Linked DNA regions of Homo sapiens: region 1 is linked to region 2. A link is a contact called in ENCODE Hi-C or POLR2A ChIA-PET data. All regions are on one chromosome and are shown on one strand. The core of a region is the stretch at or near the end of the contact, and the rest is flanking DNA. Distances in the headings are between cores, read along the strand shown.

Evidence for each region. A loop is a pair of places that touch in the nucleus more often than their neighbours do. ChIA-PET counts read pairs that join two places held with the same protein, here RNA polymerase II (POLR2A). Pooled maps may share reads with other maps.
Region 1: a loop to region 2 is called in a map of cardiac septum, with 2.1 times the contacts of the local background. The contact joins two enhancer-like sites. A Hi-C loop is called at or near these places in 2 of 168 maps with a recorded cell type or tissue (GM13977 and cardiac septum), 8 of 37 single-sample maps with no recorded cell type and 12 of 50 pooled maps. POLR2A ChIA-PET finds 5 or more read pairs at or near these places in 20 of 52 experiments (B cell, CD4-positive, alpha-beta T cell, CD4-positive, alpha-beta memory T cell and 11 more).

Annotation. Positions count from the first base shown.
Region 1 is chr2:157,477,706-157,482,784 of GRCh38, forward strand. All of the region lies in intron 3 of LOC105373712 (a long non-coding RNA gene), which reads right to left. Among named protein-coding and RNA genes, the nearest start is that of CYTIP, 36 kb to the left of the region's middle. RefSeq lists enhancers at 2,740-2,869, 3,010-3,059 and a silencer at 3,220-3,279. Within about 2 kb of position 3,131, at least 6 of the 41 ENCODE cell types and tissues checked have a DNase peak (open chromatin) inside an H3K27ac peak, as active enhancers do.
Region 2 is chr2:157,410,648-157,415,652 of GRCh38, forward strand. It overlaps CYTIP (cytohesin 1 interacting protein), which reads right to left. Exons shown (of 8, transcript NM_004288.5): 8 at 3,972-5,005. Among named protein-coding and RNA genes, the nearest start is that of CYTIP, 31 kb to the right of the region's middle. RefSeq lists an enhancer at 3,055-3,104. Within about 2 kb of position 2,889, at least 5 of the 41 ENCODE cell types and tissues checked have a DNase peak (open chromatin) inside an H3K27ac peak, as active enhancers do.

The DNA of each region.
Region 1 (5,079 bases), core at 1,881-4,380, 67 kb after region 2:
ACTGCATCTATGATGCACTAGACATTTTCTGTCCAAGGGATGGAGTCATAAAACAAAACATGTACAGGGCTTAATACCTGGGTGATGAAACAATATGTACAAGACCCTGTGACATGTGTTTACCTATGTGACAAATCTTTACACGTACCCCAAACCTCAAATAAAAGTTAAAAAAATTTATTCTGTCCCACGCAAAGGTGAGGAAATCTGTCATCTATTTAGAAAGCCAATTTCTGTGCTTTGGTTACCTGTGACTCTAATATTTTTATTATCAATTAATCTTCAATATATTTTATTTTTAGAGCAGTTGGAGGTTCATAACAAAATTAAGTGGAAAGTGCAGAGAGTTCTCATATATCCCCTGCCTCCACATTTGCACAGCCTCCCCCACTATCAGCATTAGGCACCAGAGTGAGACATTTGTTACAGCCCCTCTATGACTCATTTTCCTTACCTGTGAAATGGGCATACCAATATTACTTCCTTCATGATACTGATATGAAGATATTTAATGAACCTATATAGCCAATCATTTTTACCCAAATACAAGCAATCACTTTTACCCAAATGTAACCCATGTTTACATTAGGTTCACTCATGGTGTTGTATATTCTATGGGTTTTGACAAATGTATAATGATACATCCAGCATTGTGATATCATACAGAATAGTTTCATTGCCCTAAGTATCCTGTGTGCTCCCCCCTTTTTTTTTTTTTTTTTTTTTTTTTTGAGATGGAGTCTTGCTCTGTCGCCCGAACTGGAGTGCAGTGGCACGATCTGGGCTCACTGCAAGCTCCACCTCCTGGGTTCACGCCATTCTTCTGCCTCAGCCTCCCAGACTACAGGAGCCCACCACCACGCCTGGCTAATTTTTTGTATTTTTAGTAGAGATGTGGTTTCACCATGTTAGCCAGAATGGTCTCGATCTCCTGACCTCGTGATCTGCCCGCGTCGGCCTCCCAAAGTGCTGGGACTACAGGAGTGAGCCACCACGCCCGGCCTTGTGCTCCACTTATTTATTGCTTCCTCCCACCTAATCCCTGATCTTTTTACTGTCTCTACAGTTTGTTTTCACCAGAATGTCGTATAATGGGAATCAAACAGTATGTAACATTTCCACGTTGGCTTTTCTCACTTACTAATATACATTTAAAGTTCTTCCATGTCTTTTCGTGACTTGATAGCTCATTTCTTTTTAATATTGAATAATATTCCATCATATAAATGTACCACAGTCTCTTTATCTGTTTACCTATTGAAGGACGTCTTAGTTGCTTCTAAGTTTTGGCAATTATGAAAAAAGCTGCTATAAACATCCATGTATAGGTTTTTGTGTGGGCTTAAATTTTCAACTTATTCGGGAGAATACCAAGCAGACCAATTCCTGGATTCTATGGTATGAGTATGTTTAGTTTTACATTAAACTGCAAAGCTGTCTTCCAAAGCGGCTGTACCATTTTGCATTTCCACCAACAATGAATGAGGGTTCCTGTTGCTCTACATTCTCATCAGCATTTGGTGTTGTCAGTGTTTTGGATTTTTGCCACTCCCATAGGCCTATAGTAGTATCCTGTCACTTTAATTTACATTTCCTGGTAGGTAGATCAAGAATAGAAGACTCTACCAATCGCTCCCCTCCCAAACCCCAAGGACTCCAATTTAACAACTATCTACCCACAAAAAAACCATCTTCATAAGAACCCATAATCAGGTGAGCACTCGTAGTACTTGGTTTTAACTTTGTATTGCTGAAAGGGGCACTGAAAAAGTAGAAAAAAAGACATAACCCTTCCCCTCCACCTCCCCACCCCAGCAGCAGTGGTATGGTACAGAAAGCTTCTCCATGAACTGGGGGAGGGAGAGTGCAGCAATTGTGAGGCATTAAACTCAGTGCTGTTGTTATAACAGAAAGGAAAACCAGTCCAAACTTAGCTGATCACCCACCCAAGGAAGGAGCATCAGCTAAGTTCTCATCAATCCCAGTGGTAAGAACTTGAGTTCCCACAAGCCTCACCACCATGGTCTAAAGTGCTCTGGGGCTCTAAATAAACTCGAAAGGCATTCTAGGTCACAAGGACTACAATTCCTCGGTGAGTCCTAGGGCTAAACTGGGCTCAGAGACAGTTGACTGGAGGGACATGTGACCTACTGAGACACTGCAGCACCTAAGGCAGGGCTGCTATTAACACTTCCCTAACGCCAGGCTGCATAGCTCACAGCTCCACAAGAGACCTTTTCCTTCCACTTGAGGAGAGGAGAGGAAAGAGTGAGGATGAATTTGTCTTGCATCTTAGATACCAGCTCAGCCACAGCGGGATAGGACACCAATTGGAGTCATGAGGCCCCCTTCGCAGGCCCTAGATCCTAGATGACATTTCCAGACATACCCTGGGCCAGAAGGGAACCCATTGCTTTGAAAGAAAGGACGCTTTCCTGGCAGCATTCATCACCTGCTAAGTGAAGAGCCCTTAGGTCCTGAATAACCAGCAGCAATATGCAGGTACTACATTGAGGGTCTTGGGGGAGACTCTGAAACTTGCTGGCTTTGGGTGACTCAGCACATTCCCAGCCATGATGGCTATGGGTGAGACTTCTTCTGCTTGAAAAAAGTGAAAGGAAAAGCAAAGGGGACTTTGTCATGCACCTTGGCCACAGGGTTGTAAAGCACAAAGCAGGCCTCTTGGGGTCCTCAATTCCAGGACTTGGCTCTTGGATGGCATTTCTGGACCTGCCCTGGGCCTGAAGGGAGCACGCTGCCCTAAAGGGTGAGTCCCAACCCAGGCAGCATTCACCACAAGCTGACTGAAGAGACTTTGTACCTTAAGGGAACATTGGTGGTAGTCTGGTAGTACTCCCTGTAGGCCTGTGGTGACGGTGGCCAAGAGGTGAGGCTCCTCTGCCTTTGAAAAGGTGAGAGAAGAGTGAGATGGACTGTATCTTGTAGTTTGAATGCCAGCTCAGCTGCAGTATAATAGACTTCTAAGGGTTTTGACTCTAATCCCTGGCTGCTGGGTGGCACCTCTGGGCCTTCCTGGAGCCTGGGGGAACTTGCTGCCCTGAAGGAAAGGACACGGGCCTGGCTGTCTTTGCCACTTGCTGATTGCAGAGAACATAGGCAGTAGCCAGGGAGTGGTTGCAACAGGCCTTGGGTGAAATCCAGTACTGTGCTGGCTTCAGGTCTGACTGAGAACAGTCATAGTGGTGATTGCCACAAGGGAGCTTGTATCACTCCACCCCCAGCTTTGGGTGGCTCAGAATAGAAAGAGAGGCTCCATTTGTTTAAGAGAAACTAAGGGAAGAGAAAAAGAGTCCCTGTCTGATAATACAAAAAATTTTCCCAGATCTTGTCTAAGACCATCAAGGCAGTACCTCTACAAGTATGCAATAACCACAGTGTTACTGAGCTTGAGGTACCTCTTGAAGCAGATACAGCTTAGATCACAACATCCAAGTCCTATCAAATATCTGGAAAGCCTTCCCAAGAAGGACCAGTACAAACACCAGACTGCAAAGACTACGATAAATACCCAGACACAGATGAATATCTACAAATATTGAGACGACCCAGGAAAACATGACCTCATTAAATGAACCTAATAAGGCACCAGGGACCAGTCTTGGAGAAACAGAGATATGTGACCTTTCAGACAGAAAATTTAAAATAGCTATTTTGAGGAAACTCAAAGAAATTCAAGAGAACACAGAAAAGGAATTCAGAATTCTATCAGATAAATTTAACAAAGAGGTTGAAATAATTTAAAAGAATCAAACAGAAAATCCGGAACTGAAAAATGCAATTGGCATACAAAAAATGCATCAGTCTTTTAATAACAGAATTGGCCAAGCAGAAGAAAGAATTAGTGAACTTGAAGACATGCTGTTTGTAAATACACAGTGAAAGGAGACAAAAGAAAAAAGAATGAAAAACAATGAAGCATGCCTACAAGATCTAGAAAATAGCCTTAAAAGGGCAAATCTAAGAGTTACTGGCCTTAAAGAGGAGGTAGAGAAAGACAGAGGTAGAAAATTCATTCAAAGGGATAACAGAGAATTTCCCAAACCTAGAGGAAGATATGAATATCCAAATCCAAAAAAGATTATAGAACACCAAGCAGATTTAACCCAAAGAAGACTACCTTAGGCATTTAATAATTTGCATTTCCTAATGAGATATGATGTTGTGTATCTTTTCATATGCTTATTTGCCATCTTTCGTTCTTCTTTGGTGAAGTGTGTTCAAATCTTTTGCGCGCTTATTAATCAGGTTGTTTGTGTTCTTATTGTTGAGTTTTACAATTTCTGTGCATATTGTGGATAACAGTCCTTTATCAGATGCATCTTTTGTAATTATTGTATCCCTGTCTGTGACTTGCCTTTTCATTCTCTTGACAGCTTCTGTTGCAGATGAGAAGTTTTCAATTTTATATCAATTTTTGTTCCCCAAAGTGCACAAATGTAACAGGCTACTGAGTACAAGTTTTTCTGTTATCCCAAAATTGGCAGTTAAGGCCACAATATTAAAATAGAGAAGTTGGAGAACTGAGAACAACTGGAGCTAACCACCTTCTTTAAGGCTTACGAAGACACAACCAGGTAAAGGCTCTGCTGCTCTAAATCATCACCCCAAACTGGACCTTCTCCCTCTCCAGTCAAGTCTGAAAGGAAGACTGAGGTGGGAACAGAGAAGAAGGAAATGATTAGAGGTGTAAGGTGGCCTTGGTAGGGGTGGGAAGGGAGTAATACTTCAGTTTTCTATCTATTCCACCAAGACATGCCTCTCACCACTGAACCAACTTCGGGGCTGCCATGAGAACCACTCTTAAAGCCTGGAAGGAGTGCCTATAGGAAGAGAAGGCCAGAATTACATTTCTAGCTTTGACATCTGCACCTGCAGTGGCCTTGCCAATCAAGCCACTGTACCTACCTGAACTGAGGGGAAAAAAAAGTGACTTAGAAAAGGGAGAGAGCACAGCTCTGGGGCAACCCACATGTGTATCTCCATAGGCCATGTGAACTTGGGAGAAGTAGCTAGGTTTGTGTTATCTTGACAAATTCTACCCACAAGGATTGGCCATTG
Region 2 (5,005 bases), core at 1,639-4,138:
ATTACACTGAATCTACAGATTAAGTTGGGAAGAACTGAATTGTAAAACTATGGAGTCTTCCAATCCATGAACACTGACTCTCTATTTAGGGTTATAGTTTACCATATTGAGATCCTGTAATGTTTTGTTAGATTTATATCTAAGTATTTTATTTTTGTATGCTGTCAACATATTGTTTTTCCTTTTTCAAATTCCAGTTGTTCATTGTTGATATGTAAGAAAGCAATTGACTATTGTATGTTAACCTTGTATCCCATGACCTTGCTATACTCACTTAGTAGTGCCAGGATTTTTTGTTGCACTGTTGATTCTTTGAGACTTTTCACATAAACAACATATCATCATAAAGAGTTTCTTTTCTTCCTTCCTAATTTGTGTATCTTTTATTGCTTTTCCTTGCCTTATTGCACTAGCGAAGATTTTTCATACAATGTAGAAAGGAGAAGTGAGAGAAAATGTATTTGCTTTGTAACTGATCTTAAGGAAAGTGTCCAGTTTGCCACCATTATAATATTAGCTGTAGGCTTTTTGTTGATGTTCTTTATCAAGCTGAGGAAGTTATCTTTTATTTCTAAGATATACATTTTTTATTCTTTCAAACTTCTTTTTTTCCCTCAAGTTCTGATAATTTTGTGATATCGTCTAACTTTTGCTCATGGCTGATCATTTCCTTTTGTGCTTTGTAGTTTTGATAAGTGTTTTGTTTACTTTTCTGTGTAAAAGTTCCTACTATCATCTGCTTATGAAGATGCGCCTGCCTAGAAGTGGCAAACTTCAGTATGCCAATCACTATTCACTTAAATGCATTCAGATTCAAGTAAAATTTGAAAGCAAGTAACTAGTTCATTCTTTCTTATTCTTTTTAAATCTTCTTTTATCACTTCACGCACCAAGGAGACAAAGTCAGGAGGCCAGAAAGTTTCTTAATCAACTTTTTGGCTAGTTATGCAATCTTGACCAGGTTATTTCATTCCAAAATTCACTAATGCTTCCATTTCTTTATGTGGAAATTATTATGACAGTCACTAATTTTTACTCAAGGAGATTTAGAGACAGCTCAATACCCTTATATTATCAAGTCTGTGAACTCCTTGAATGGTGTTACAAACAGACTAAGGTGGTCCCCTGATCCCTAACTCCTAATATTCATGATTGTGTAATCCCTGCTTCTTGAGTGTGGGTGGGCCTGTGACATGTTTCTAACAAACAGAACATGGTACAGTTGATAGGATACTATTCCCATCTTAATGTTACATTATTAGGCGAGGTGACGGGAAGTCACTTAAGAGGTTATGTTACATGGCAAAGGCGATAACATTGTATTATTTAAGACTCTGTCTTGTTTGTAGCCTCTCCCTTTTTCCTCTTCATTACCAGCCTTTAAGAATCAAGCTGCCATGAATTGTATGGCCACCAGGTAATGATTCTGACAGCAACCTGAAGGAGCTTAAAGGTTGATCCTTCTCCAATCAAGCCTCCAGATAACAACACCAAAATTGCAGTAAATTGCAGGTTTGTGAGATCCTGAGCAGATCCAGCTAACCTGTGCCCAGACTCCTGGCCCACAGAAGCTTTGAGATAATAAATATATTTTAGGCTTCTAAGTTTGTGGTTATTATTTATTTATTTTTATTTTATTATTATTATTATTTTTTGAGATGGAGTTTCACTTTTCTTGCCCAGGCTGGAGGGCAATGGTGTGATCTCGGCTCACTGCAATCTCCACCTCCCGGATTCAAGCGATTCTCCTGCCTCAGCCTACGGAGTAGCTGGGATTACAGGCATGCACCACTACACCCGGCTAATTTTTGTATTTTTAGTATAGACGGGGTTTCATCATCTTGGTCAGGCTGGTCTCAAACTCCTGACCTCAGGTGATCCACCCACCTCGGCCTCCCAAAGTGCTGGGATTACAGGTGTGAACCACCATGCCTGGCAGTAATTTGTTAAATAGCAATAAAAAAGCTAATAGTGCAAAGTCTCAATTAAGTAAGTAGTGTCTTTTAAGGTCCTCAAAGAAGTAAATGTTGAGAATCACCCAGGTTTTTTAAAAAGTCTGCTTTTAAGACAATTATTTCTTTATGGTAGAGAGAAATGTAGGGAGAGAGAGAGAGACAGAGAAAGAGAGAGAAAGTCCTGACACTGAAAAATAGCATTCTTTATTTCATAAAGGCATCAAATTTTGATTTTGTAGCCCATAGGTATGTAAGGAAATGGATATAAAATAACAATACTTTTATGATCTGAGGGGCTCAATATAGTTATGTATTACTTACTATTTTTAGTATGTATACATTCAAAAATGTCTGTACTTTGGTGATCAAGACACACATACTATTTCCAAGTTTGATCTATTCAGCGCAAACTGGGATTTTAAATGCTATCTGTATCTTAAGATATAAAATTATTACAAGGTAGAAAGTCATAAATAAAAGTTCACTTCCAAAAATATATTACTAATCTGTTTGTCATGGTTGTGTTCTTCAGCCACATGATAAAGTAATTCCCAATCTACTTGATTCAAATTTGGTTTATCAAATGCCCTTCTAGAAAAATGCATTTTCATAACAGGTTGTCAATTAATGGAATTCACCAGTAATACATATTTGAGAACTTTCAAGTTAAAAAAACACTTTTCAATTTTTTCCCTAGTAAATTATATCAGAATGAATCACTATGCACCAGAAGTTTCTTCTAAAGCCTGACTGAAGTCATAAATTAGTCTGAAAGTTATACTGTGAGAAATTTACCCACATTTCTACTAAACAAAAGCTAATTTTCTTACAGCTTGTGAAATATAGAACATGACATACCCTTCCTTCCTGTACTTTGGTTAACCAGTACTTTTTTCTTTATTCTCAGAACATACCTCGACTCTAATTCTTACCGCAAACTAAAGTGATGCTTGCTCCGTCCCTTCCCTGCCCCTTTTTTGCATTTGAGGTCTACTGTCATACAGCAGTGTTACACTTCTGTATTAAAATCACAAGAAAAGCAAATGATCTATGGTCTGCTTTCCCGTATGACCTATGTCATTCTGTGTAGTTCTCAAAGCATTTTTTCACCTTGTAGAAGATTTCAAAGTCATCTTTCCTCAAATAAATGTGGTGTTTCCTTCCCCTGGACTTTGTGAAATAGGATAACAAGAAATGCTGAATTCATATAAGTAGACCTTTAACAGGATGATTCTAGACTATGATGAGAAATAAGCAATACCAGTTGAATCATAACTGGTTTGCAAGCTCTTGTTGAAAATAAATGCACTGCTAATCATGTAGTTATTAAAGAACCTATGTCTGAAACTTGTATATGAGGAACAGAGAAATGTTTGTTTTCCTATTTACCCAAAGAAATGCTCTTATCTGTGCAGCATCTATAATTGTACATTTTAAGTATTCCTGTTGGGTGGAATAAAAAGTACTGTGATGATCACTAAACAGAACCAAAAGAGTAAAAGATATCTGGAATAGACTAGAGCAAGGAAGAACTGGCTTCCAATTTTAGCCCTGCCACTGACTAGCCTTGTGACCCTGAGAACATTTCCAAATTCCTGACTTGTTATCTGTATGCCTAACACCTACTATATAGTAATTGTGAGGATCATACGTAAAGTGTCTTTAGCCAACTAGGTACTCAGTAAATGGTAGACAGTATTGCTATCATTTCTGTGAAAGGTGTGACACCCTGCCTTTCATATGAGTGACTGTCATGCACAGGCCACTGGATGTTTCTCAGTTCAAAGAGTTAATAGAAGGCAAGTCCCAACTAGAAATCTTTTCATACTTTATCATTTCTTTCTCATCTTAGATGCTTCCTTACCCTACCCTCTTTTATCTCAAAATAACTCATTTCTTAAGCAGAAGTTTAATTAAATTTAGCAGCTCTACTTAAATTGAAGTGTTTCTATTTCTCCCAAACACACACACACACGCACAGAGAGAGAGAGAGAGAGAGAGAGAGAGAGAGAGAACTTAAAATCAGCAGACTATTTATTACATAGTCCAGATTGTCTACTCTAGAATATAGGTTATGAATAGCTGTGCCACCAGAACAGAGAATTCATAGACTTCAATGGATATTAAATAAAACATGGAGTAATTGAAAGGCTAGAAGTAATGTGATACTAACATAACCAATAGGCAAAAGACTGCTGAGGTGATAGCTATTTAGAATATAAGATATAAAGTGAGAAGTAATATGAAAAAAACTACAGGAGGGAAGTCCTTTTCCCAACCCTCAGTTTTGGATGTTAGACATTTGTAGAAAAAAAATTACAAAGCTGTAGGATTCGGAGAGTTCTAGACTTGCCATTAATGTTCAGGCAGAACAAAAGCTGAATTGGGCAAAAAACACGACATCCCCACCCATTTTGTTTAGACTGTCTATAAAAATGACTTTATTATGATCTTTGCAGCACCCATCTCAGACCACATCTTTCCATGGTTCTCATGAACCTTAACCCCTCCTATTAAATCTTATACTTCCCGCTTTATTGTCACTATAGATGTGAGAAACAGCTGATGGTCATCTTTGTTTACAAGCCATTACAGGTTTGAACAAATTCAAAATTGCCTATTATTAAGCCTCCGCAGGAGCTACTGGGCATAAGCAAACCTAAGATTTTATAACCCAGCAATTATCCTATAGAAAATAGTCCAGATTATTATATTCTGCCACACCTTTATTCATACTTGACTCCAAAAAGTTCTCAATTATTCACAGGGATAATCTAGAAAATAAATATTAGTTTTGCTTTCAAAGACATTACTGGAATGAGCAGGAACCTGCATCTTTGTTATATTAATTAACTTATTATTTAGTTTTCCTGTCTGCTTAGAAATTGGCTGTTTAGGTTGAAAAATGATTTAAGAAGCATAAACTATAACACAACAATTTAAATAAAGGTCACTATTGCTGTGAAATGGGATGTCAGTTTTGCAATTCTTCTGCACTTTCCCACCAAGCTGGGATCTGGGTGAGTCTAGAGATATTTGTGAAATAAGCT